3 separate regions of the Mus musculus genome follow, and regions 2 and 3 are each linked to region 1. The links are chromatin loops, found by intact Hi-C in ENCODE. Cell type or tissue: left cerebral cortex. All regions are shown on one strand.

Evidence for each region. Hi-C counts contacts between places; a loop is a spot of excess contacts. Peaks named below come from ENCODE experiments on the same cell type or tissue, not always from the same donor. Only the 100,000 strongest peaks of a DNase experiment are listed, where the experiment ranks them.
Region 2: a loop joins it to region 1, with 4 times the contacts of the local background. A loop is called at or near these places in 12 of 42 quality-filtered maps.
Region 3: it touches region 1 in a loop (3-fold over the local background); 10 of 42 quality-filtered maps call a loop at or near these places.

Annotation. Positions count from the first base shown.
Region 1 is chr8:70,893,849-70,901,848 of GRCm38, reverse strand. It overlaps Rpl18a (ribosomal protein L18A), which reads left to right and starts at 4,406. Exons shown (of 5, transcript NM_029751.4): 1 at 4,406-4,490; 2 at 5,537-5,716; 3 at 5,804-5,933; 4 at 6,140-6,249; 5 at 6,342-7,127. The coding sequence starts at 4,473. The coding sequence ends at 6,434. It overlaps Mir7067 (microRNA 7067), which reads left to right and starts at 6,279; the gene lies at 6,279-6,341. It overlaps Snora68 (small nucleolar RNA, H/ACA box 68), which reads left to right and starts at 5,993; the gene lies at 5,993-6,090. In left cerebral cortex, CTCF peaks have their summits at 3,648 (motif pointing left) and 4,602; DNase peaks (open chromatin) are centred at 3,633 and 4,321; H3K4me3 peaks cover 1,967 bases; H3K27ac peaks cover 1,704 bases.
Region 2 is chr8:70,960,269-70,968,268 of GRCm38, reverse strand. No RefSeq gene overlaps it. Among named protein-coding and RNA genes, the nearest start is that of Gm10654, 33 kb to the right of the region's middle. In left cerebral cortex, a CTCF peak has its summit at 3,869 (motif pointing right); a DNase peak (open chromatin) is centred at 3,881.
Region 3 is chr8:71,371,912-71,379,911 of GRCm38, reverse strand. Ocel1 (occludin/ELL domain containing 1) reads right to left here. Exons shown (of 4, transcript NM_029865.2): 1 at 7,927-8,000; 2 at 7,279-7,444; 3 at 7,110-7,163; 4 at 6,223-6,966. The coding sequence ends at 6,838. It overlaps Nr2f6 (nuclear receptor subfamily 2, group F, member 6), which reads left to right. Exons shown (of 4, transcript NM_010150.2): 2 at 1,429-1,523; 3 at 3,639-4,163; 4 at 5,158-5,793. The coding sequence ends at 5,429. Among named protein-coding and RNA genes, the nearest start is that of Ocel1, 4.6 kb to the right of the region's middle. In left cerebral cortex, a CTCF peak has its summit at 3,952; DNase peaks (open chromatin) are centred at 3,447, 3,919, 4,162 and 4,900; H3K4me3 peaks cover 1,001 bases; H3K27ac peaks cover 1,103 bases.

The DNA of each region.
Region 1 (8,000 bases):
CCTGCATGACAGAAGAGGTCATCAGATCCCACTACAGATGGCATTACAGACAGCTGTGAATCACACCATGTGGTTGCTGGAAACTGAACTCAGAACTTCTGGAAAAGTAACCAGTGCTCTTCAAGGCTGAGCCATCTCTCCTGTCCTCTATTCAGGAATTTTTTGACATGTGTAACTGTGTGGAGGCCCTTTCAGAACCTCCATCTGAACTGAGAACATCTGGAACGAGGTGTGTCTTGCTATCAAAGATGGCCTCATTTTGCATTTCTCCTGTCTTAGTCTCCTGAGTGGCTGGTATGTCAAGTGTGTGGGTCCACACTCGGTAAAATAGGCTCTGCATGTGTGTGCTCATGCAACCACTCTTGTGCATGCGACAGAGGACAACTTTTAGAAGTAAGTTCTCTCCAGGCAGTGATGGCACACGCCTTTAATCCCAGCACTTGGGAGGCAGAGGCAGGCAGATTTCCGAGTTCAAGGCCAGCTTCACTCACAGAGTGAGTTCCAGGACAGCCACGGCTATACAGAGAAACCCTGTCTCAAAAAGAAGAAGAAAAGAAGAAGAAAGAAGAAGTAAGAAGAAGAGTTCCCCTCTTCCACAATAGTGGGATCTAGTGCCCTGATTCAGGTCCTCAGGCTTGATGCCAAGTGCCTGTGCCAGCTGAGCCAGCTGAATAGCTTCTTTTCTGTTTCTCTTTTTGTTTTGAGATCACATTTTATGTAGCTCAGGCTGACCTTGAACTCTTGATCTCTCTGGCCTCAGCCTTCCTAATGTTGGGGTGACAAGCAAGTCCCACCATACCCCTCTCCCTTTGCCACTTCCCTCTGTGGGCCTCACAGGGTAATGGAAAGACCTGGAGATGTTTAAAAAAAAAAAAAAAACAGGAGAGAAAACCAGTGACAAAGAGACTGGGGACAGCCCAGTGCCCAGGGCCAGCAGCAGCACTCCATGTCTGAGTCATCTGAGACATAGTGGACTGAGCCATGGGACTTCCAAATTAATAGGAATCCAACTGCTCAATGGTAAATATGAAGAAAACAAGAATGACATGACCGCATGACCCCAGGAGTGCTATGAGCACAGCCAGGGAACATCCCTGAGAACAGGGTTCATCACCACCAAGGGTCACTAGCAAGATACAAACATGGCAAACCAGCTCTCCCACCTCAGTCTCTCTGTCACTGGTTTTCTCTCCTGTTTTTTTTTTTTTAACATCTCCAGGTCTTTCCATTACCCTGTGAGGCCCACAGAGGGAAGTGGCAAAGGGAGAGGGGTATGGTGGGCACCAGGCACAAAAGTGGTGCACATATATACATGCAGGGAACACCCATAATAAAATAAAATAAATTATTTAAAGTCCCTGAATAAGCTGCACATGGTGGCACACACCTTAATGGGAGCATTGGGGAAGCCGAGGTAGACAGATCTCAGAACTCTGAGCTTGAGGCTAGCCTGGCCTACAGAGTGAGACCTTGTCTCAAAATAATAAAATCAAGTAATCAATTAAAAGTGTCATTTGTGCTGGGCGTGGTGGCGCATGCCTTTAATCCCAGCACTTGGGAGGCAGAGGCAGGCGGATTTCTGAGTTCAAGGCCAGCCTGGTCTACAGAGTGAGTTCCAGGACAGCCATGGCTATACAGAGAAACCCTGTCTTGAAAAACAAACAAAAAAAAGTGTCATTTGTGACAGGTGTTGTGGCAGATGCTTATCATCTCAGCACTGGTGAGGTAGGGGCAAGAGCAATCAGGGGCATTAACAACTACATAGTGAGTCAAGGCCAGCCTGGGCTACATGAAACCCTGTCTGGGTAGTAAAAAAAAGCATGTTGTCACAGAAGAGTTGGGCCAAGATTTCTTAGAAATTGTTTGTTTGTTTGTATGGCCGTATATTTTTAAAAAAAAGATAAAACTTTACTTTTAAAACAAAAGCTTTGGGCTGGTGAGATGGCTCAGTGGTTAAGAGCGCCGACTGCTCTTCCTAAGGTTCTGAGTTCAAATTCCAGCAACCACATGGTGGCTCACAACCATCTGTAATGAGATCTGACTCCCTCTTCTGGAGTGTCTGAAGACAGCTACAGTGTACTTACATATAATAAGTAAATAAACAAAAGCAAGCTTTGACCAACCTGGGCTACATAGGGAGGCCTAGTCTCAAAAAGCAAAAAGAGGGGTGAGGCCCTCTGAGGGTAGACCCTGTGGACTTGGCAGAGTGGGAAAGGCAGGTGTCCTGGCGCAGAGAAGGACCCAAGCATGGTAAACGTGGTACCAGCAGGTCTTGCCCTCTCCCTTGCTGAGCCATTAGATTACATTCCCCAAGCTAGCCACCAAGGGCTACTTCCTTATGCCTGAATAAAACACCAAGGTCCAGCTATCAAAAGTCATTATTTGTCTACACTAGCTGATCTGTCTAATCAGGACTTACCTAGTCACCCTAGCACAGACTTCCCTTTTTCTCCTTAAAACCCACTCCTGCAGAAGCACCTGCTATGCCCAATCCAGAGGCAGCTCCCCCCACCCCTGCTTGTCCCTGGGGGGATAAATAAATGTCCTTTGTACTGAGGATCAGATGTCTGGGTCTGTTCCTCCTCAGAGTGTAAGGCCTGTTGCAGACAAGGGAAACCCAGGGTACTAGGTAGTTTAGGGTCTGAAGGCATTTTAGGGTCTGAGGACTGGTTACAATATCCTGCCTAGTTCTGCAAGGCACAGGACTGAAGTTACTAAGGCAGGGACATCTCTGCCTAGGGACTGAGGGATAAAAGCAGGTGGCCTGAGATCCCAGATTAACAGGTGTACTGCAGAAGAACAAAGGCACAGGGGACAAGCCAGTCAGTGGACCTCAAAGTCCAGAATACTCACTAGCCTGTGGTGACAGGGCTGTTGTGACAGAAACCTGAGGTCTTACCAACAGGTGGCCCTGCTGGGATTCTTCATAGCCCCTAGGAGAGGAGCCATTTGGAGAGGAGGTCTGTTAAGGCTAGAGCCTGTCGCCACTCAGGAGAGGCCAAGGGGGGCATCTGCAAAGCAGGAAGTGAAACTGAACCGCCAGCACCTGTCCTGTTCACCCAGCTGAGGGTCTTGTAAACTCTGAATTTACATCAAAGCCCAGACCAAGGTTAAGGCTGGGCCTGTGGATACCAACTTTTTCCTCACACAGCTGTTTCTCCATTCCTTTCCCTGTGCCCTCTCAGGGCACAGCTTGCACCCCAGCATCTGTCCTGCATCTTACAGAATGTATCTACCCCACTTCAGCAGCCTCCAGAACACAGGTTGGAGCAATGTGTTCCAGCAGAGGTGGACTGTGTCCTAGCCTGCCCATTGCACACCGACATGTTATTAAGCTGTTTATTTTGGGGTGGGAAGGCTGTAAGATGAGATCTTTCTGTGTAGCCAAGGCCATCTTTCCTGAGCCTCCTGGCTCACTCTCCCATTTGTAAGACCTCAGGCATGCAACACCACGCCCAATTTCTAAATCTTACAACTATCTTATGGGACGGGGAGTGTTAATGCGGCTGGGGAAACTGAGGGATCACACTTGAATGCGCCTGAGCACAATGGAAATGGGGGACCTAGAAGCACACATCCCAGCATTGCATTGCGTTGCGGCTGAGCCAAAAAACGCGCTCGCCACCTAGTGGCCATTAGCGGAAACACACGGCGGATATTGTCGCCTTCAGGTACAGGACCTGGCCAGGAAAATGACAAAGTTAAGACAGAGTGACACAGCTCTGATACAATTCTATAAAGAAAATAGTTACGTGGGCTGGCAGGTGGCACACTCCAGCATCCCAAGAACTAGGAAGAGGCAGGAGAATTACAGTGAGTTACAGGCTAGTTTGGGCTACATTATCTCAATAAACAGTAAAAAACAAACAAACAAACCAAACTAATGACAGAGAAAAAGATAGATGGGGCTGGAGAGAGAACAGCAGTAGCTAAGAGCACATACAGGGATCGATTCCCAGCATTCACCTCACAACTTTTAACTCCAGCACTGAGGAACTGACGCCCTCTGCGGGCCTCCGAGGCACCAGACACGAAGGTGGTGCAAGCAAATAAAAAAGATGGATGATGGGTCATAGATGGGTAGATACACAGAAGGATGATGTAGAAAGTGGGAAGAAAAAGATGAAAAAAGAGAGAGACAGAGAGAACTAAAAATCCGGAATCTAACTAGGAACCACGATTACGCGTAGACTCCCAGGATCCCTCGCGCACGACGATGGGGCGTCCCGGGAGAAACTTGCAAAGGCCCGTCGCGCTGCTCTCTGGGAACTGTAGTCTCCGTGAAGAGAGGCGGGACTTATACGTAGCTGATCGGTACCCAATAAAAAAGCCAAGAACTTAGACCGCTACTAGCTGTACCCAATGGAAGCACCGCATCAGGAGGGCGGGACTTCCGTCAGAGACCATGGTGAGAGCCTGCGCGAAAGACAACACTTCCTTTTGTGACTGGCGGTGAACGAGTGCGCAGTGCCATGAAGGCCTCGGGCACGGTAAGGAGGCCGCGGCGGGGCAAAAGGTGCGGCGTTGGCGGCAGGGCCGCTCGGGTTGGCTGTGTCCTCCGGGGTGGTGGTGCGTTCGTCGCGAGGGTCCCTCAGCGGTTACGGGCAGCTCTCCTCGCCCACAGCCTCCTTGCGGCCAACATGGCGGCCGCCGCGTGCTGGGCGGCCGAGGACGGAGCGGGTTAGATCGGGGTGCACCGGAAGGCCCTCCGCCTTTTCGTGTATATCAGCGTTACACTCCTTTTCGTTGCCAAATCTAGCCCCGTGGTTCTTTTAGTCTTTTTTTCCTTCGAGACAGGGTTTTCTCTGTAGCCCTGGCTGTCCTGGAACTCACTCTGTAGACCAAGCTGGCCTCGAACTCAGAAATCCGCCTGCCTCTGCCTCCTGAGTGCTGGGATTAAAGGCGTGTGACACCACGCCCGGCTGGCTTGTTTTAGTCTCTTATGAGGTTTAAAGCTAACCTGGTCTATTTAGACTGGAGTGGACACGCGGCCCGCCTTAGGTTTAGAGAGCATTTGGTAAGCTTGCGGCCTGTCCCCAGCGCTGGCTACACCGAGCCTGCTGCCACTTATCTCGGCACTTGAAATCGAAGCAGAGCGTCGCTAGAATCATCCTTAGCTAGTTCTAAAGGCTGGCTGACGGTAGCCTAGGGTGCCGGATCTCATACTGGCCCCGGTGTGTTGGACACAATCCTTCGGACTCTTGGTGAAAAGCTAGTCTGGAATCGTCAATTAGTCCCAATCCAGAGACAGTTTCTCTGTAGAACAAATGGCCTTTTTCCTGCTCTGGGATTAAAGACGTGAGCCACCTTTGCCATCTTGGCCTGGAGTTTCAGGGAGAGCAGAGCAGCCTGCCACATGTAGACCCTGAGGCAGCTTCGTAGCGGAGCACAAGCCTTCTGACTTGCCTCACACTGGGCTCGAGTGTATGAGCCCACTTTGGACACCCCTGCCTGTGGGAGGACTGAATCTCAGGCCGGCTCTGCCTCCACACCCCTCCCCCACATAGACAACTTTCTCTCCTGACATGTCTTTCAGCTTCGGGAGTACAAGGTGGTGGGGCGCTGCTTGCCAACCCCAAAATGCCACACACCACCACTGTACCGTATGCGAATCTTTGCACCCAACCATGTGGTGGCCAAGTCCCGCTTCTGGTACTTTGTGTCACAGCTGAAGAAGATGAAGAAGTCATCCGGGGAAATTGTGTACTGCGGACAGGTGAGGTCTGGGGCCCCACAGGATGCCGGTCGCTGGGTACCATCAGAGCCAGGGCAGCACTCCTCATGTCCTCCCTACTCCCCACAGGTGTTTGAGAAGTCACCCCTGCGTGTGAAGAACTTTGGCATCTGGCTGCGCTATGACTCCCGCAGTGGCACACACAACATGTATCGGGAGTACAGGGACCTGACCACTGCTGGTGCAGTCACACAGTGCTGTGAGTCTCCAACCCTCTGCCAATTTCTGGCACCCAACCCAAGAACTGTCGCTGCCTGTAGCGGCTGTTTAAATAGTGGTGCACACAGCAAAGGGGCTTCGTCGCCTTTGGGGGGCTGTGCAGTGCCCCCCAGAGTGAATCAGTAGGCTCTACAGAATGTGGGGGCATTCTGGGTGGCTGGGGCTGATTTTCTTTTCTTTCCACAGACCGAGACATGGGTGCCCGACACCGTGCCCGTGCCCACTCCATCCAGATCATGAAGGTGGAAGAGATTGCAGCTGGCAAGTGCCGCCGGCCAGCTGTCAAGCAGTTCCACGTGAGTGACCCCGAGTGTGGGGCTGACGCAGGGCTGCAGGGGGTGGTTGCACACGGACAGTCTCTGGACACTGATTGCTTCCCTCCCCACAGGACTCCAAGATCAAATTCCCACTGCCCCACCGTGTGTTGCGGCGCCAGCACAAGCCACGCTTCACCACCAAGAGGCCCAACACCTTCTTCTAGACACAGAGACCCACTGAATAAAAACTTGAGACTGTCCTTGCTTGTTTGCTTCTATGTCCCTGGAGAGGTCCCAGTTGGTCCCGTCCCTAACAACATGCTAGCCCTGCTCACCTGCCTGTCAGCCTTGCTCAGTGGCATCTTTCCATAGGTGTGTATCCCCTTAGATTAGCTTCAGCCCCACTACGATTTGTCTAGGACATAGCCTGAGCCCTGCCTGTGACACTGAGGGGTAGCAGTCTGTTTCTGGACTCCAGGGTGCTGCTGTCTCAGGCCTAAGAATTCCAGACATGACTATAATCCAAGCCTGGGGACCTGGTTGAGCTTTTTATCCTGCTGGCTCTAAGCTTCAGCTAGGTGGAAATGAGGCCAGCCAAGCCCCACAGTGAGCTTGCAAGCTTTAGATGGGGACAGGGTTACGCTTTGGTGAATGATGGAGGAAACATGGGGGTTCCTTTTGTTGGGTGCAGCCAGCACGGCATCATCATGGTGCCCAATCTTGAAAGGGCACAGGCCTGAAGCTTCCTGGGACTGTTCTGTCACAGGGAGGAACCTACTGCAGTTGCCTACAATTGCTACCTCTGAGGGACTTGCCTCTGGCCCCTTGTAGACATTTCCATGTCTACACATGGCCCAGAGTACTTTCAGGGATAGCAATGTGTGAATGGCACTTAGAAGATAACATGTGAAAGCCATAAGAGGGCATCTGGTCTATAGATGATTCTTTTTCCCATTAAGTCCATTGGTCCCACATCAAAGGAATGGGTGACCCCTCAGACTGCATTGCTTCCCTGTGCAGAGTAGAACCAGTGGCTGCTGCTTTGGAACCTTGAAGAATCCATGAAAAGTTCCTTCTCTTAACCTGGTTTTGTCCCTAGCACCTGTATTAGGCCCACATCTGTAACTCTTGCTCCAGGATATCAGATGCCTCTGCAGGCGCCAGAATTCATATACAGCTCCCCTTCACCCACGTGCATAATTAAGTTTTGTTTTGGGGAGTTTGTGAAGATACCTGGTGTGAGACTAAGCCCAGCCCTCAGGGAGGCAAAGACAGATCTGAGTTCGAGGCCATCCTGGTCTAAAAGGTGAGTTCCAGGACAGTCAGGGCTACACCAAAAGAAACATTGGGTAGGCACACGACCAGCCCCAGCTCTCCCTGATGCTAGGCACAGGTCATGACTGCAAGTGTTGTCCCAACATGGCAGTCCCGCTGCCTCGGGAAGACTCTTCCCTCCCTCCTGCGTTAGTGCTTCTTCCCATTCAGAATACATGTGTCATCTCATCTTAGTTCTACCCATTCTGAAGCCTTGCAAAAACCTGAAACCCCGGGCTGGAGAGATTGGCTCAGTTAAGAGCACTGACTGCTCTTCCAGAGGTCCTGAGTTCAGTTCCCAGCAACCACAATGTGGCTCACAACCATCTGTAATGGAATCCAGTGCCGCCTTCTGGTGTGTCTGAAGCCAGCTACAGTGTACCCACATGTAAATATAAAATAAAGTCTAATAAGAAGAGAAAAGCCCTTTCAACCTCATCAGTAATGCCCTCAAGCCCGCCTGCCACCTAGGTTTA
Region 2 (8,000 bases), 66 kb before region 1:
TACTCTGGTTTACCATCTCCTGGGATTACAAATTTGTCCACTATGGCTCACCATCTTATAGGATTACAAATGTGTCCACTCTAGCTCACCATTTCCTGGCATTACAAATGTTTCCCTGCTCGCTCTCCATTTCCTTGGGCTACAAATGTGTCCACTCTGCTTCACCATCTCCTGGGAATACAAATGTGTCCACTCTGGCTTGCCATCTCCTGGGATTACAAATGTGTCCAATCTCGCTCACCTTTCCTGGGATTACAAATGTGTCCACTCGTGTTCTACATCTCCTTGTATTACAAATGTGTCCATTCTGGCTCACCATCTCCTGGAAATTATAAAAATGTCTACTCTGGCTCACCGTCTCCTGGGATTACAAATATGTCTACTCTGGATTACCATATCCTGAGATTACAAATGTGTCCACTCTGACTCTCCATCGATTAGGATTACTAATGTGTCCACTCTGGATTAGCATCTCCTGGGAATACAGTTTTGTCCACTCTGGTTTACTATCTCCTGGGAATTCAAACTTGTCTCCTATGGCTTACCATCTCTGGGAATACAAATTTGTCCACTCTGGCTCACCATCTCCTGGGATTACAAGTGTATCCACTCTGTCTCACCCTCTCACTGGATTACAAATTTGTCCAATATGGCTCACCATCTCCTAGGATTACAAATGTGTCCACTCTCCCTCACCATTTCCTGGGATTAAAAATGTGTCCTTTCTTGCTCTCCATCTCCTTGTATTACAAGTTTGTCCACTCTGGCTCACCTTCTCCTGGGATTACAAATATATCCACTCTGGCTCACCATCCTTTGGCATTAGTAGTTTGTCCACCTTGGCTCACCATCTCCTGGGAATACAAATGTGTCCACTCTGGTTCACCATCCCCTGGGATTACAAATGTGTCCATTCTGGTCTACCATCTCCTGGGATTACAAATTTGTCCACTATGGCTCATCATCTCCTAGGATTACAAATGTGTCCACTATGGCTCATCATCTCCTAGGATTACAAATGTGTCCACTCTGGCTCACCATCTCCTGGGATTACAAATGTGTCCAATCTGGCTCACCATCTCCTGGGATTACAAATGTGTCTGCTCCTGTTCTACATCTCTTTGTATTATAAATGTGTCCATTCTGGCTCAACATCTCCTGGAATTATAAAAATGTCTACTCTAGCTCACCTTCTCCTGGGATTACAAATATGTCTACTCTGGATCACCATCCTTTGGGATTACAAATGTGTCCATACTGGCTCACCATCCTTTGGGCTTACTAATATTTCTACCTTGGCTCACCATCTTCTGGGATTACAAATTTGTCCACTCTGTTTTACCATCTCCTTGGATTACAAATTTGTTCACTCTGTCTTACTATCTGCTGCGAGTACAAATTTGTCCACTCTGATTCACAATCTCCTGGGAATACAATTGTATCCACTCTGGCTCACCATTTCCTGGGATTAAAAATGTGTCCACTCTCGCTCTCCATCTCCTTGTATTACAAATGTGTCCACTCTGGCTCACATTCTCCTGGGATTACAAATATATCCACTCTGGCTCACCATCCTTTGGGATTACATATGTGTCCACTCTGGTTCACCATCCTTTGGCATTATTAGTATGTCCACCTTTGCTCACCATGTCCTAGGATTACAAATGTGTCCACTCTGGTTCACCATGCCCTGGGATTACAAATGTGTCCACTCTGGCTTACCATCTCCTGGGATTGCAAATTTGTCCACTATGGCTCACCATCTCCTGGGATTACAAATTTGTCCACTGTGGCTCACCATTTCCTGGCATTACAAATGTTTCCCCACTCGCTCTCCATTTTCTTGTATTACAAAGGTGTCCACTCTGGTTCACTATCTCCTGGGATTACAAAAATATCTACTCTGGCTTACCGTCTCCTGGAATTACAAATATGTCTACTCTGGATCACCATCCTTTGGGATTACAAATGTGTCCAATCTGGCTCACCATCATTTGGGCTTACTAATATGTCTACCTTGGCTCACCATATCTTGAGATTACAAATGTGTCCACTCTGACTCACCATCTACTAGGATTACTAATGTGTTCACTCTGGCTTACCATCTCCTGGGATTACAAATTTGTCCACTCTGGCTTACCTTCTCCTGGATATACAAATGTGTCCACTATGGCTCACCATCTCCTAGGATTACAAATGTGTCCACTCTCGCTCACCATTTCCTGGGATTAAAAATGTGTCCACTCTCGCTCTCCATCTCCTTGTATTACAAGTGTGTCCACTCTGGCTTACCTTCTCCTGGGATTACAAATATATCCACTCTGGCTCACCATCCTTTGGGATTACAAATGTTTCGACTCTGGCTTACCATCCTTTGGCATTATTAGTATGTCCACCTTGGCTCACCATCTCCTAGAATTACAAGTGTGTCCACTCTGGCTCACCATCTCCTGAGATTACAAATTTGTCCACTATGGCTCACCATCTCCTTGGATTACAAATGTGTCCACTATGGCTCACCATTTCCTGGGATTACAAATGTTTCCACTCTTGCTCTCCATTTCCTTATATTACAAATATGTCCACTCTGATCACCATCTCCTGGGATTACAAATGTGTCCACTATGGCTCACCATCTCCTGGAATTACAAATGTGTCCACTCTGGCTCACCATTATTTGGGATTACTAATATGTTCACCTTGTCTCACCATTTCCTGGGATATCAAATGTGTTCACTCTTGCTCTTTATCTCCTTGTATTACAAATGTGTCCACTCTGGCTCACCATCTCCTGGGATTACAAGTATTTCCACTCTGTCCCACCATATCTCCTGGAATTACAAATGTGTCCATTTTGACTCAGTCCTCCTGTGTTTACAGATTTGTCCAATCTGGCTCACTGTCTCTCCGGAATTATAAGTGTGCAGTCTGGTTCAACCTTACTCTTGTGATTACAGATTCATCCACTCAGCTTCTCCGTCTCCCTGGGATTACAAATGTTTCCACTCGGAATCAACATCTCTCCAGGGATTGCAAATATGTCCACTCTGCTTCATTGTCTCCCTAGGATTGCAGAGGTATTCACTCTGGCTGACTCTCTCTCTCCTGGGATTACAGATGTGTCCACTCTGGCTCTCTGGCTCTCTTGGATTACAGATTTGTCCACTTTGAATCACCTCCCTCCTGGGATTACAGCTGTTTCCACTCTGGCTCACCATCTCTCCTGCAACCTCATGTGTGTCAACTCTGGCTCACTTCCTCCCTGGGATTACACATGTGTCCACTCTGGCCTTTGTGGAAAGTTAGGGGTCCAGACCTCCCAGACACAGCTGAAGCTTCTAGGAGCTTCATGCTGTGTGACACCCTGCACTGAGCCCATTTTGGTGAGTCTCATATCAAGCTGGGCTGCACCAAGGGCCAGGATGGAGCCCACAGCTGGATAGCTTGCTTGTGTAATGTGTACTCTGTGTCGTATATGTGTGACATGTGTGTTATGCATGTATGTTGTGCGTGTATTTGGTATGCGTTATGTGTAAGTTGTGTGTGTATATGTTGTGTCAAAGACTGTCTACCCTGCCTCACACTGTCCTCCCTCTTGAAAAGCATCCATCCACTTGAAAAGTGGAGTCCATGTGGTATCCTGGATTGAAGACCTGCCCTTCCAGACATAGCCGGGTCTTCAGGCCTGATGTCAAATGGAGGTCCTAGCAGGAAGTCTAAGATTTTAATGCCCCCTTCAGCAGAAGCAGGGTCGATGCCCAAGTCTTCTTGGGGTGTAGCAAGACCCAGGGACCTTCAGGAAAGCTTTGGTGAGGAAGCAGAAAACCCTGTGGACTCCAGGCATGTAGAACCAGATCTGGCCACAAGGTGACAACAGCAGCCTTCAAACGAATCCACGAGGCCTTGCAGGGAGGTGGGGCAGGGTTACCTGCCTTTCAAACTGGCAGCAAGCCAGCTGTGACCTGCAGAGGCTTGATTTTAGGGAGCAGCTGGAGGGCAGATAGGAGTCCTCATACAAGAACACCCACTTCCTCAGGTTCAGACCTGTGACATGGTCCCTGCTCTTTAAAGTTACTCTCTTGCCTTTTTTCTTGTTCTTTGTCTCTGTCTCATCTCTATCTTTGTCTGTTTTTCTCTGTCTGTGTGTCTTTCTGTCTGTCCTTCTCTGTCTGCCTTTCCTTATAATGCTGAACTGTCTGGGCTCATGTCCTAGTTCTCCCTTCTTAGCTGGGTTGTCTCCAGACAGTACCTTAACTGTCTACAACCCAGTGTCCTCATTTTTCCCTTGGGAACCAGTGTAACAGCATCTGTGGTAGGTAGGGCTGCTGTGGGGCTCAGGTGAGTAGCAGTGTGGCTTGGAGAACCATGGTTTTGCAGCAGACACACACACACGATACATTAAAATGAAGAAACCCATTTTTGTGTGGTCTTGGGCTCTGGGAATGACCACTGGACATGTTTTACACACACACACACTTGGGCTTTTTCAGTCAGCAGTTTCTTGTTCCTGTGCAGGTGAGCAGAGTTAAGAGGACCAGGTGTTGGTCACAGCTCCACACAGCTCCCAGAGTCCCATGATCACTGTGGCTTAGCAGAAAGATGTGCTGAGGTCGGTAACCTGCACGGACTTCATAGTTCCAGACCCAGCCTAGGGCTTTGGCATCCAGCACTCAAAAGTCTATGCTATGCTCCACTATGTTCATAGCAGCCTTATTTATAATAGCCAGAAGCTGGAAAGAACCCAGATGCCTCTCAACAGAGGAATGGATACAAAAAATGTGGTACATTTACACAATGGAATACTACTCAGCTATTAAAAACAATGAATTTATGAAATTCCTAGGCAAATGGTTGGACCTGGAGGGCATTATCCTGAGTGAGGTAACCCAATCAAAAAGAACTCAAATGATATGTACTCACTGATAAGTGGATATTAGCCCAGAAACTTAGAATACCCAAGATATAAGTTACAATTTGCAAAACACATGAAACTCAAGAAGAACGAAGACCAAAGTGTGGACACTTTGCCCTTTCTTAGAATTGGGAACAAAACACCCGTGGAAGGAGTTACAGAGACAAAGTTTGGAGCTGAGACAAAAGGATGGACCATCTAGAGACTGCCATATCCAGGGATCCATCCCATAATCAGCCTCCAAAAGCTGACACCATTGCATACACTAGCAAGATTGTGCTGATAGGACCCTGATATAGCTGTCTCTAGTGAGACTACGCCGGGGCCTAGCAAACACATAAGTGGATGCTCACAGTCAGCTATTGGATGGATCACAGAGCCCCCAATGGAGGAGCTAGAGAAAATATCCAAGGAGCTAAAGGGATCTATAATCCTATAGGTGGAACAACATTATGAACTAACAAGTACCCCGGAGCTCTTGACTCTAGCTGCATATGTATCAAAAGATGGCCTAGTCGGCCATCACTGGAAAGAGAGGCCCATTGGACACGCAAACTTTATATGCCCCTGTACAGGGGAACGCCAAGGCCAAAAAGTGGGAGTGGGGGGGGGAGAGTATGGGGAACTTTTGCGATAGCATTGGAAATGTAAATGAGGAAAATACCTAATAAAAAAAGTCTATACTAATGTCTATGAAGCCTGGCTAATGTCTATGAAGGTCATCTGTTGTTCAGAGGTGAGGAAAAAAATACAAAAATACCAAAAATACAGTCTGGGGGAGGGGAGAAAGCCCACATCTTAGTACTGACCCCAGAGCCTAACTGATAATCCAGAATTGACACTGACATAGAAGACACCACCTGATACCCACCTGACATCCCAGACCCTGCCAAACAGCCCTGCAGAGCCTGGGTTCCTAGGCATGTGGCCTTCTTGGCAAAACTGGGAGCCTCACCTCCTGACAGCAACCACCTGTAACCAGCATCATGGGGGCCTGCCTCCACATCTCTTCTCTAAGCTACTGCTGGTAGCACAGGGGCAAAGTTGTAATTCTGTTTGTAATTAAGAGAAGGCAGCCTTTAAAGTTGCTCACTGCGTTAGCATCTAGGCAGTAAATATCTTAAAGTGGATTTTCTTTGTTCTGAAAAGCTAATTGATGAGTCACACTGCTGCTTGCCTGAGCCCCACAGCAGCCTAGCCTACCTATCACAGACACCGGGATGAAGACAGTTATGGTACTGCCTAGAGACAGCCCAGCTAAGCACATGCATGTGCATGTATGTACATAGAATGTGCTTGGGAGTTCTCAGTCCTAGTCACAAGCTACAGACATTCAAGGGCTTTACAAAGACACTAAGCTGCATCCCTGCCCTGGAAATAGTGGCTCAGTAGGTTAGAGGGAAACTGCAATGAATATCTTGAGAAGACCCTGATAGAAAAATCAGTAGCCCTCTTTTATAAAAACGGTAAACAAGATGAGAAAGAAATGAGGAAAACAACACCTTTCACAATAGCCACAAATAATATAAACTATAACTCTAACCAATCAAGTGAAAAATCTGTATGACAAGAACTTCAAGTCCCTGAAGAAAGAAATTGAGGAGGATATCAACAGATGGATCTCCCATGCTCATGGATTGGTAGAATTAACATAGTGAAAATGGCCATCCTACCAAAAGCAATCTACAGATTCAATGCATTTCCCATCAAAATTCCAACACAACTATTTACAGACCTTGGGAAAGCAATTGTCAACTTCACATGGAAAAAATAAAAAATGATGGTCAAAACAAGCCTGAACAATAAAAGAATTTCTAGAGGAATCACCATCCCTGACCTCAAGCTGTACTACAGAACAATAGTGATAGAAACTGCATGGTACTGGTATAGTGCTAGGATTGGTTCTAATGCTATTTGTGTTAATTTGGCTCCCAAAATAACAGGAGAATTCACACATCTGCATTTAATACACTGACAATCCCTGCTCCCATTGCCAGCAGCCAATGGCTAGGCAGGGAGACAGAGGCGGGACTTTAGATTTCCCTGACAAGAGACCATGGGAAGAAGAGCTGTAGGAGAGAAAGCATCCAGCTGTGTAAGAGTCAGGCAGAGGCCCCTTCCCCGACTGGATCGGGGGTGGCAAAGATAAGATATAGAGTTTAGAAAGTGATAAATCAAGAATATCGGAGGGTGTGCGTGTGTGCTGTGGGGAGGTTTGGCAATGTCCAGCCATTGTGCTATTTAAGGCATATTAAATATAAAGCTACAAGTGTGTGTGTGTGTGTGTGTGTGTGTGTGTGTGTGTGTGTGTGTGTGTGTGTGTGTGTGTGTGCGCGCGCGCGGGCGTGTGTGTGTGTTCTTCATTCACCACACCCACCGCTAGCAGGAAGTTCAGAGTGGATAAATGAACCACGGCTTCAGTGTAGGAGCAGTGTACTGGTTCAAATAGGTTTATCCTGGGTGGACTCATGTGTTTGAATGCTTGGTCCATAAGGACTGACACTACTAGGAGGTATGTCCTTTGTTGGAGTAGGTGTGGCCTTGTTAGCGAAAGTGAGTCACTGTGGGATTGAGGTCCTATGCTTGAGCTCTGCCCAGGGCAGAAGCCAGCCTTCTCATGATTGCCTTCTGATCAAGATGTAGAACTCTTGGCTCCTTCTTCAGCACCATATCTGTCTGGATGCTACCATGCTTCCTGCATTGATGATAATGGACTGAACCTCTGAACCTGTAAGCCAGCCCCAATTAAATGTTGCCCTTTATAAAGGTTGCCTTGGTCATGGTGTCTGTTCACAGCAATGAAAACCTAAGATAGAAGTTCATACCAGGCATAGGGTATTGCTGTGATAGGCCTAACCATGCTTTTGTTTGGGGGAATATGGATTTGGGGATGTTGGATTTTGGAAAGCAGTGGAATGCTTTAAGTGGACTTAATGGTCCATCCTAGTAGGAATATGAAAGACATTGGTGCTGAGGATGATTTGAACTCTGCAGATTGTTTTTACGATGTTTCAGTAAAGAACATTGCTGCTTTTTGTCCTTGTTTGAAGAGTCTGCCTTAGGTTAAGGTAAAGAGATTTATAGTAAT
Region 3 (8,000 bases), 480 kb before region 1:
TTGCTCCCCTCCTCCACCTGTAACTGGGCCACCAGACTTTGGCCTCATTCTTGTGTCTGGAATGAGTTGCTGGGTCTGGCTGGGTCTTTGGGGAGAGTGAAGGGGACTGGGGCGGGCTCTCTAGGATCCTCAGGACCTATGGTGTGGGGCCTCGTGTGGTTGGTCTCCCTCTCTGAACCTAAGTGGACTAGCAGCTGTCTGGAGCTGGGAGGGCTTCAGGAAGTGGCCTCAAAGCCCTGGGGTAGGGCAGGCAGAGGAGGACCCTCCCCCCATGATGCTTAGTGGGCTGTGTTGTCAGGTGAGCCCATCCGGGCACAGCAGAGGCATGTGGGCATGAAGTGCTGGGTTGAGGGCAGCAGGGAGCCATGGACAGTGTGTGAGCATGGTATGGTCACATTGGATTGGGAAGCTGGTCACTGTTACAGCCCCAGCTACTCAGAACACAGCCTGGACAGCATAGCAAGGGGGCAGTGTCCACCCCATCCCCAAACAGAGATAGAGATAGCCATTGTGATGAGCATAGCACAACAGGCAAAGCATATATCACTTTAGGTGAGATAGCCAGAAGAACTTACAGGTTTATGGGTTTTAATCTGTCCCAACCACACAGTGGAGACGTCAAAGCCTTCCCTGAGCAGAGCCCACCCGCTTAGGGCCTGGCCAGTTCCGCCTGGCCGCCCTGATCCCCCATCACTGCTTGGCTGCTGGCTTTGTTCTGGCTTTGCCTGAGTTCTCTCTGTCCCAGCTGGGCCCCTTCCTGGGGGCCTCTAAAAGTCAATAGGGTCTGGGCTCTCCTAACTCTGCCCAGAGCACCCTGGCTGGGACAGGAGCTGTCCTGGAGCCCACAGAACCTCTCAGCTCAATGGCTGCTGCATGGGGCAGCAGCCAGAGGGTGATATAGGAACAGGCTGGGAGGAGAGGCCAGCGCCTAGAGCTTGATTTCTGCCTCTTATTTCTACTCCAGGTCTGGAGGCTTTTTGGTGCCCAAATTGGGTACTCCTCGTGGGCTGTCCACAGAAAGAGTCTTGGGCTTATGGAGACATGGGTATGGGGCTGGTGTTCTCAGAGGAGAAAAGTTCTGTTCGTTGCTTCTCACCATAGGCTGTGAGGTTGAGCCAGCGCAGTACTGTGACTCCATGCATAGCTGGTACTTGGCCTGGTGGTGACCAAGTAAGATGAACAGGATTCGGTTTCCATCCTTTGCGTTTCAAGTCTGTTCCATTGTGTCCTCTACCAGGAAATGCTTTTCCATCTGCCCCCTTGGGGAACTTCTGTGCATCCCATTCTGATCAGATTGCTCCTTCCAAGCTAGGGAACTGAGTCCTCACCATGTACTCTTGGGGCTCCCATCACAGGTCAGGGATCCCCCACTGGTATTTCCCAGGGGTTTGCAGGCACATCAGTGGGAACCCTGGCCTGTGTCTCCAGGTCCAACCGTGACTGTCAGATTGATCAGCACCACCGGAACCAGTGTCAGTACTGTCGGCTCAAGAAGTGCTTCCGGGTGGGCATGCGCAAGGAGGGTGAGTAGCCCTAGGGATGTGGCTGTAGCCAGGCCCTTGTTGGGGACCTGAGGGGAGGCAGCTAGGATACCAGATGCCTGGTAGTGGGGTGCAGCCACTCGGTTTTTTCCCCAGGCCCCGCCTGACCTCTGACCTCAAAGGGCAGCTCCTTGCCCTTTCTCCTTGATGACCTCTCCCGATCTCCCCTCCCCCCTTTCTGAACTGGGAGGATTATTTTTACTTTTAACATTTGTTTACGCTCTGTTCTGTATGTTTGCTGAAGGCAGGATCCAGCCAGTTTATAGCCAAAGGCTGCCAAGGGGAGACTCAGTTGCCTATCCCTGCCCATGAGACCTGGGGAGACAGACTGCACAGCTGGGCCTCAGATCCTTACAGTCAAGTGCAACCTGGAGGCAGCCACTCAGAGCCCTATGGATCGGGTGCCTGGGCTGCTCCAGAAGGGGGGGCTGCTTGAGTGCCCCAGTCCAGCCTGGGGTGTGGGTCAGCCTGGGGTATGGGCCAGCCTGGGAGGTACATCATGTAACAGGCTTCTGAGAACCTGACAGTCAGGCATAGTGGTGCATGCAGGCTTGTCATCCCAGCATCTATGAGGCTGAGGCAGGAGGGTTTCCAGTTTGAAGTCAGCTTGGGTTACATAGCAAAACCTGGTTAGAGAAAAACCACATGCACGTAGGCACATACAAAAAACCAAACAAGCACCAGCCTTATTTGATGACTCTTTGGTCCCTTTAAGTTTGAAGGTGACTCCTGCTCTGTCCTTGCCCAGACTGAATTTTTGTCTAAACTTGTCTGTCTGATGGAAAGTCCTGATAGGTCTCTAGGCAGAGCCTGTGATCGCTGGGACTCTTGCTTCTAGTGCCGTCCTGCCTCAGGGCCTTTGCATAGCCGTTCCTTCTTCCAGATGTAGCCTGGTACTTCCCTCACCTCCTTGATTGTTAGTTCCTCAGGGTGCCCTGCTTATTGAGTGTGCAGTCCATGCTGCTCTGAAACTGACACCATTCATGTGCCCATCTCCTGAGCCTGCTGCAAGGTCTGATACTCAGCAGGATTCAACAAATGGTTCTTGTCTGGAATTACCATCCACCCAGCCCTTCACACCTGACAGGCATATTGAAAGCAAAGTCACTTAGATCCTCAAGTAGCTTCGTGGTCATCTGCCTTTGACACAGGAAGAACCAGGCAGAGAGCACAGGGTGAGGAGTGTGCCGACCTGTGAATTCCAGCAGTCTAGACTGGGTGGAAGAAGAGAGGAGAGAGGGAAGGAGCAGGATTTGGAGGTGTGGAACATTCTGGGCACAGGCCCTGCAGTAGGACCAGGGCTGGATGAGGGAGCAATAGTGAGGGTTCCCATCCTGTCAGCAAAGGGAGGGTCTTGGGCCATTTGAAGCCCAGTCTGGCTCCAGCTGACAGGCGGTTCCCAGGTTCTCTATGTTTGGCCTGGGTGCCTCAGTGCGGTGTCCCTGCATCCCTGGCTCTCGCTCTTCCTGGGCTGACCTGGAGTTCACCCACCAGTGAGACAGGTGTCAGCTCATTAAAGCATGCTCATTAGACGCCTCCTGGCTCCCTGCCCAGGCTGCCTTCCCCATGCTAAAATGCCCTGGGGAGCCAGCCTGTGTTCTTGGTGCCTCAGTTTACTTTCACTCTGTTCCTGACTGAGGACTCAGATAAGCATTGGATTTTTTTTCCAGTTATTTTTTGAAACAGTTGTAGCCCATTCTGGCCTCAAACTTAGTTTGTGCTGAGGTTGGCCTTGAGCTTCTGACCTTCTTGCCTCCATGCTCCAGAGCTGGAATGGCAGGTATGTACCACCATAGGCAAAGCTAACAATGGCAGCCCCTGCTCTTGGGGACCACTACCGGTGCCATGCTGCATTAGCGATGTGGTCCCCCTGGGGAGAATTGCAAGTAGCGGGAGAGGCCAGAGACAGAAGCTGAGTTCTCAGTGATTGACAGATGTGGCCTCCACGTTGCAAGAGGAGGTGCAGCTGGTGGGGATGCTGGGGGTGGCCTCCGGACACTGCTAGTGCCCAGTGTGTGCCCGGTCCCCTGTGTGGCCTCACGGGGTGGGGGTGGTCTTCCCACGCTGCCACCTGACGTGCCCTGTTTCCCTCTGCAGCCGTGCAGCGAGGCCGCATCCCGCATGCGCTCCCCGGTCCAGCGGCCTGCAGTCCCCCGGGCGCGACGGGCGTCGAACCTTTCACGGGGCCGCCAGTGTCCGAGCTGATTGCGCAGCTGCTGCGTGCTGAGCCCTACCCCGCGGCCGGACGCTTTGGTGGCGGCGGCGCTGTACTGGGCATCGACAACGTGTGCGAGTTGGCGGCACGCCTGCTGTTCAGCACGGTCGAGTGGGCCCGCCACGCGCCCTTCTTCCCCGAGCTGCCGGCCGCCGACCAGGTGGCGCTGCTGCGGCTCAGCTGGAGTGAGCTCTTCGTGCTGAACGCGGCGCAGGCGGCGCTGCCGCTGCATACGGCACCGCTGCTGGCCGCCGCGGGGTTGCATGCCGCGCCCATGGCAGCCGAGCGGGCCGTGGCCTTCATGGACCAGGTGCGTGCCTTCCAGGAGCAGGTGGACAAGCTGGGCCGCCTGCAGGTGGATGCTGCGGAGTACGGCTGCCTCAAGGCCATCGCGCTCTTCACGCCTGGTGAGCCGCCCCGCCCCATCAGAGCCCCACCTAAACACAGGCCACGCCTCCAAGCAGACTTCACTGCCACACACCAGACTCCCAACTGGACCAAAGGCCACTCCCTCAGACTGACCACGCCCCCATTGTCATTGCCCCAACTCAGCCTCAGGCAACCAGGTCATCCCCTTCCCTCTCTAGCCAACCTGGGCCATTCTCCAGCCAGACTGAGAGGACACTGACTCAGGCCACACCTTTTTGACACAGGTGACTCCGCTGTTAGACCTGGCTTGCTGCTCTCTGGCCTAACACTACCCCCAGGCCCCTACTCAGACACTGCTCCAGGCCATGTACCAAGCTGCCTGAGACCATACTCTGCATCCTACGCCTGATGTCACTCCATCATGCCCTCAAACTAATCCAGACCTCTGAGCTCCTGCCTCTGTTCTGTTCTGTTCCATATTCCACAGGGCCATGCCGCTTGGGTGCAGGATACAGCTAATGACCCTAGGTTTTATCCCAGGCCACACCTCAGGGGCCATTCTCTCTGATGACATGCCTTTGCTGCGGTAGGGGAAGACAGTACAACATCTTAGAGACCCTGAGATGTGAGCTGAGGAGAGACCAGCGAAATCTAGGACTGTACTGATTACAAATCCAGACCTTGTCTAGTCCCCTCCTGAGAGAGCAAAAGGGGTATCTGGGCACTGCTTTGAAGAGAGGCCTTCCGGTGGGCGGGGCTGAGGGAGATCCTGGCCTGGAGGCTACTCCCACAAAGTGGTGCCGAGTAGCAATGCCCCTCCTATTGGGCAGGGCCTTCGTTTAGCCATGCATGGAGCAGCAGTTCTTGAGCCTGTCCCTGCAGTTGAATACGGCTAGTCTGGTGGACACAGACTTACATACGCTCTTACCTCTGTTCATGCTCGCCTCCGGTGGCATCCTTATCCTCTCCCCTGTAGGCCTCTTGCCCTGTTTCCCCAGCCGTGACTGCCCTTGTCATCCCTGCTTCCTGCAGATGCCTGTGGCCTTTCTGACCCAGCCCATGTGGAGAGCCTGCAGGAGAAGGCACAGGTGGCCCTCACCGAGTATGTGCGTGCCCAGTACCCATCGCAGCCCCAGCGCTTTGGGCGTCTGCTGCTGCGGCTGCCAGCCCTGCGTGCTGTGCCCGCATCCCTCATCTCCCAGCTCTTCTTCATGCGCCTGGTGGGCAAGACACCCATCGAGACCCTCATCCGGGACATGCTTCTGTCAGGGAGCACCTTTAACTGGCCCTATGGCTCGGGCTAGTGATAGTCACCTTCCAGGACATACATGGAAACTGGGGCCTTGTGGGGACCCTGGGGATCAGGGCCCCAGCTTCTCTTTTGAGACTGATTTCTTTTTTTAAAGACTGTGAAATGTTTGTTTTGTTTTATTTTTTAAATAATCATGAAACCAAAAAGATTTGGATCTCCCAGGCCTTGTCCTGGCAGACCTTCAACAGTCTGGAGCCAGCATGCTGATGCCTCTGGTGTCATGGGTATCTGGAAAGGCCACTGCAGCTAGGCAGGAGTACTATGGGCCAGGAGGATCCCCTGGATACATGGTCCACGGAGGGCACCATGGGATGATGAAAACCTGGCCAATAATAAAGGTATTCCCTTACTTGGTCAGCCTCTGCTTTCTTCTGCAGTATTGGGAAAGTAACCCCAGGGTCTAGTCTGTGCTCTGTAGGTCCCAGTAGGGTGGGAGACTCGCCTCACTACTGTGGAGGAATAAGAGGCCCTGGAAAAGGCTCTCTCAAAACAGCTTTGTGATTGCTGGATCAAGCCACACCTGAAAGCCTGGTGTTTATTCATGTTCATGAGACCAACTTACCTTTTTACATTGGGGTCAGTTTGAATTCAATTTCTTCCCCCAAGTAACATATTCCTGTTTCTAAAGTTACCATAAAGAAGGTGGGGACAGATTGAGATGTGAATTTAACTGTTGATGTGTGGTGATGAAGGGAGCTGGGGGAGTAGCCCAGCAGTGGTGGCACATGCCCTTGGTTCCAACTCATGGGAGGCAGAGGCAGACCAATCTCGGTTCAAGGCCAGCCTGGTCTATATAGTGAGTTTAAGGATAGTGCTAAACAGAGAAACCCAGCCTTGGAAAACAAAAAATACCAGGGAGTTAGGGGCCCAACTGTGGAGTGGGACTGAGTGAGATCCATGCCTATTGAGCCCGAGGCCTGCGTTCAAGCCCTAGCTGATCTACTTTTACTACAAACTCCACACATGTGGTCCTCTCTGTTGGAAGACATCTTCCTAGGAGACTCCTGGCCTGCAAGTGGCCTGGGACTTGTCATCCTCAGTGGCTCAGGTTAGTTTCATCTGAGGAGCTATGCAGAGTGGACAGGATCAAGGTGTCCTGGATTGCGCCCCTGCAGGCAGGCCCCAAGCATTGCCCAGCCCTTACCCCTAGTATGCCCCATCACAATACTTATGCCAGGCTGCCCCAACTCATGCCTTCTGACTATGCCCCCTGGAATCTACACAGCCATTGCCCCCATATGAGACCTCAGACAGGTCTATGAACCTCATTTCCCCTTCTGTAAAATGAAGGGATGCTTTTAGGTAGCTGCACACAGTAGGTGTCTAATCCATGTTTACTCCCTGGAAGAACTGGTGTGGTTTCCTATTGGAGGAGGAGCCCGCCACCATCTCCAGGACACTCAGAAGTACACAGAGTCTTCACTGTTGCTGTCCTGCTGGTCATCAAATTTGCGGATCTGGGCCTTGAGGTGCCTGAGTTTACCCTTCAGGTAGTTACAGCGAGCCTGCTTATCCAGGAAGCCAGGATCCTAGGGGGACAAGAGTTGAGGAAGTCCTCCTGGCACTGTAACCAGAGGCCCTCAAGCTGTTCAGCTTTGATTACATGGTCCCAGTCTCAAGACAGCACCACACACACACAGCCCAATCTGTGACCCCAGGAGTCTCCACTCACCCCTCGCTTCTTCTCAAACTCTCTCCTGACATGAGCTGCCATGCGAGCCTCCTTCTGAAAGGGCAAGGTGGGAAGGGGCTCAGAAGGGCCACCATGACCCTGACAGCATGCCACCCAGTAGAAGCTGCACAGCCGCAGGAAGCTGGGGCACAGGAGTTCCTGGGCTGACCTGGCTTCGTGGCGGGGGCAGCGACAGCAGCAGGGCCTCCAGTTGCTGGAGCTTAGCCTGTGTGGCCCCCACCTCCCGCTGGAGCTCCGAGAACTCGCCATACTGGTCCTGGAACACTGCGGCATAGCGGCTCCGGTCCCTTCTGTTGGTCACTGGTGGGTACTTACTACCAGGTTGGAAGGGGTCAGTCAGTGTATAAGTAGAGGGAAATCTGTCTTTCCACCCATCATGGCAATTGGCTTTTCTTCTTCTTTTCTTTTGGTTTTTTTGAGACAGGGTTTCTCTGTGTAGCCCTGGCTGTCCTGGAACTTACTCTATAGACTAGGCTGGCCTCGAACTCAGAAATCCGCCTGCCTCTGCCTCCCAAGTGCTGGGATTACAGGCGTGTGTCACCACTGCTAGGCCCGGCAATTGGCTTTCCTTTGCCAGTGCTGACCACCAAATCAAAATGCCTTCTACCACCAATTCCGTTTCCTAATTTCATAAACTCTTATTCGCCCATCAAAACCCCAGCCTCAATGCCCCTTTCTGTTTCCCAGGCATTAAGAAGCTCTGAGGGAACGTGGGTATGATGAATTCAGGAGACTAAGGTAGGGGCTATCTTGGACTAGACGACCAGACCTGGTCTTACAACGAGTGGGCACTCACAGCTCGTAGTCAGGTACTGGGTTGAGGCGGGGTCCCAGATCTCTGGGATGCTTCTCAGGGTGCAGTGGCTCCCG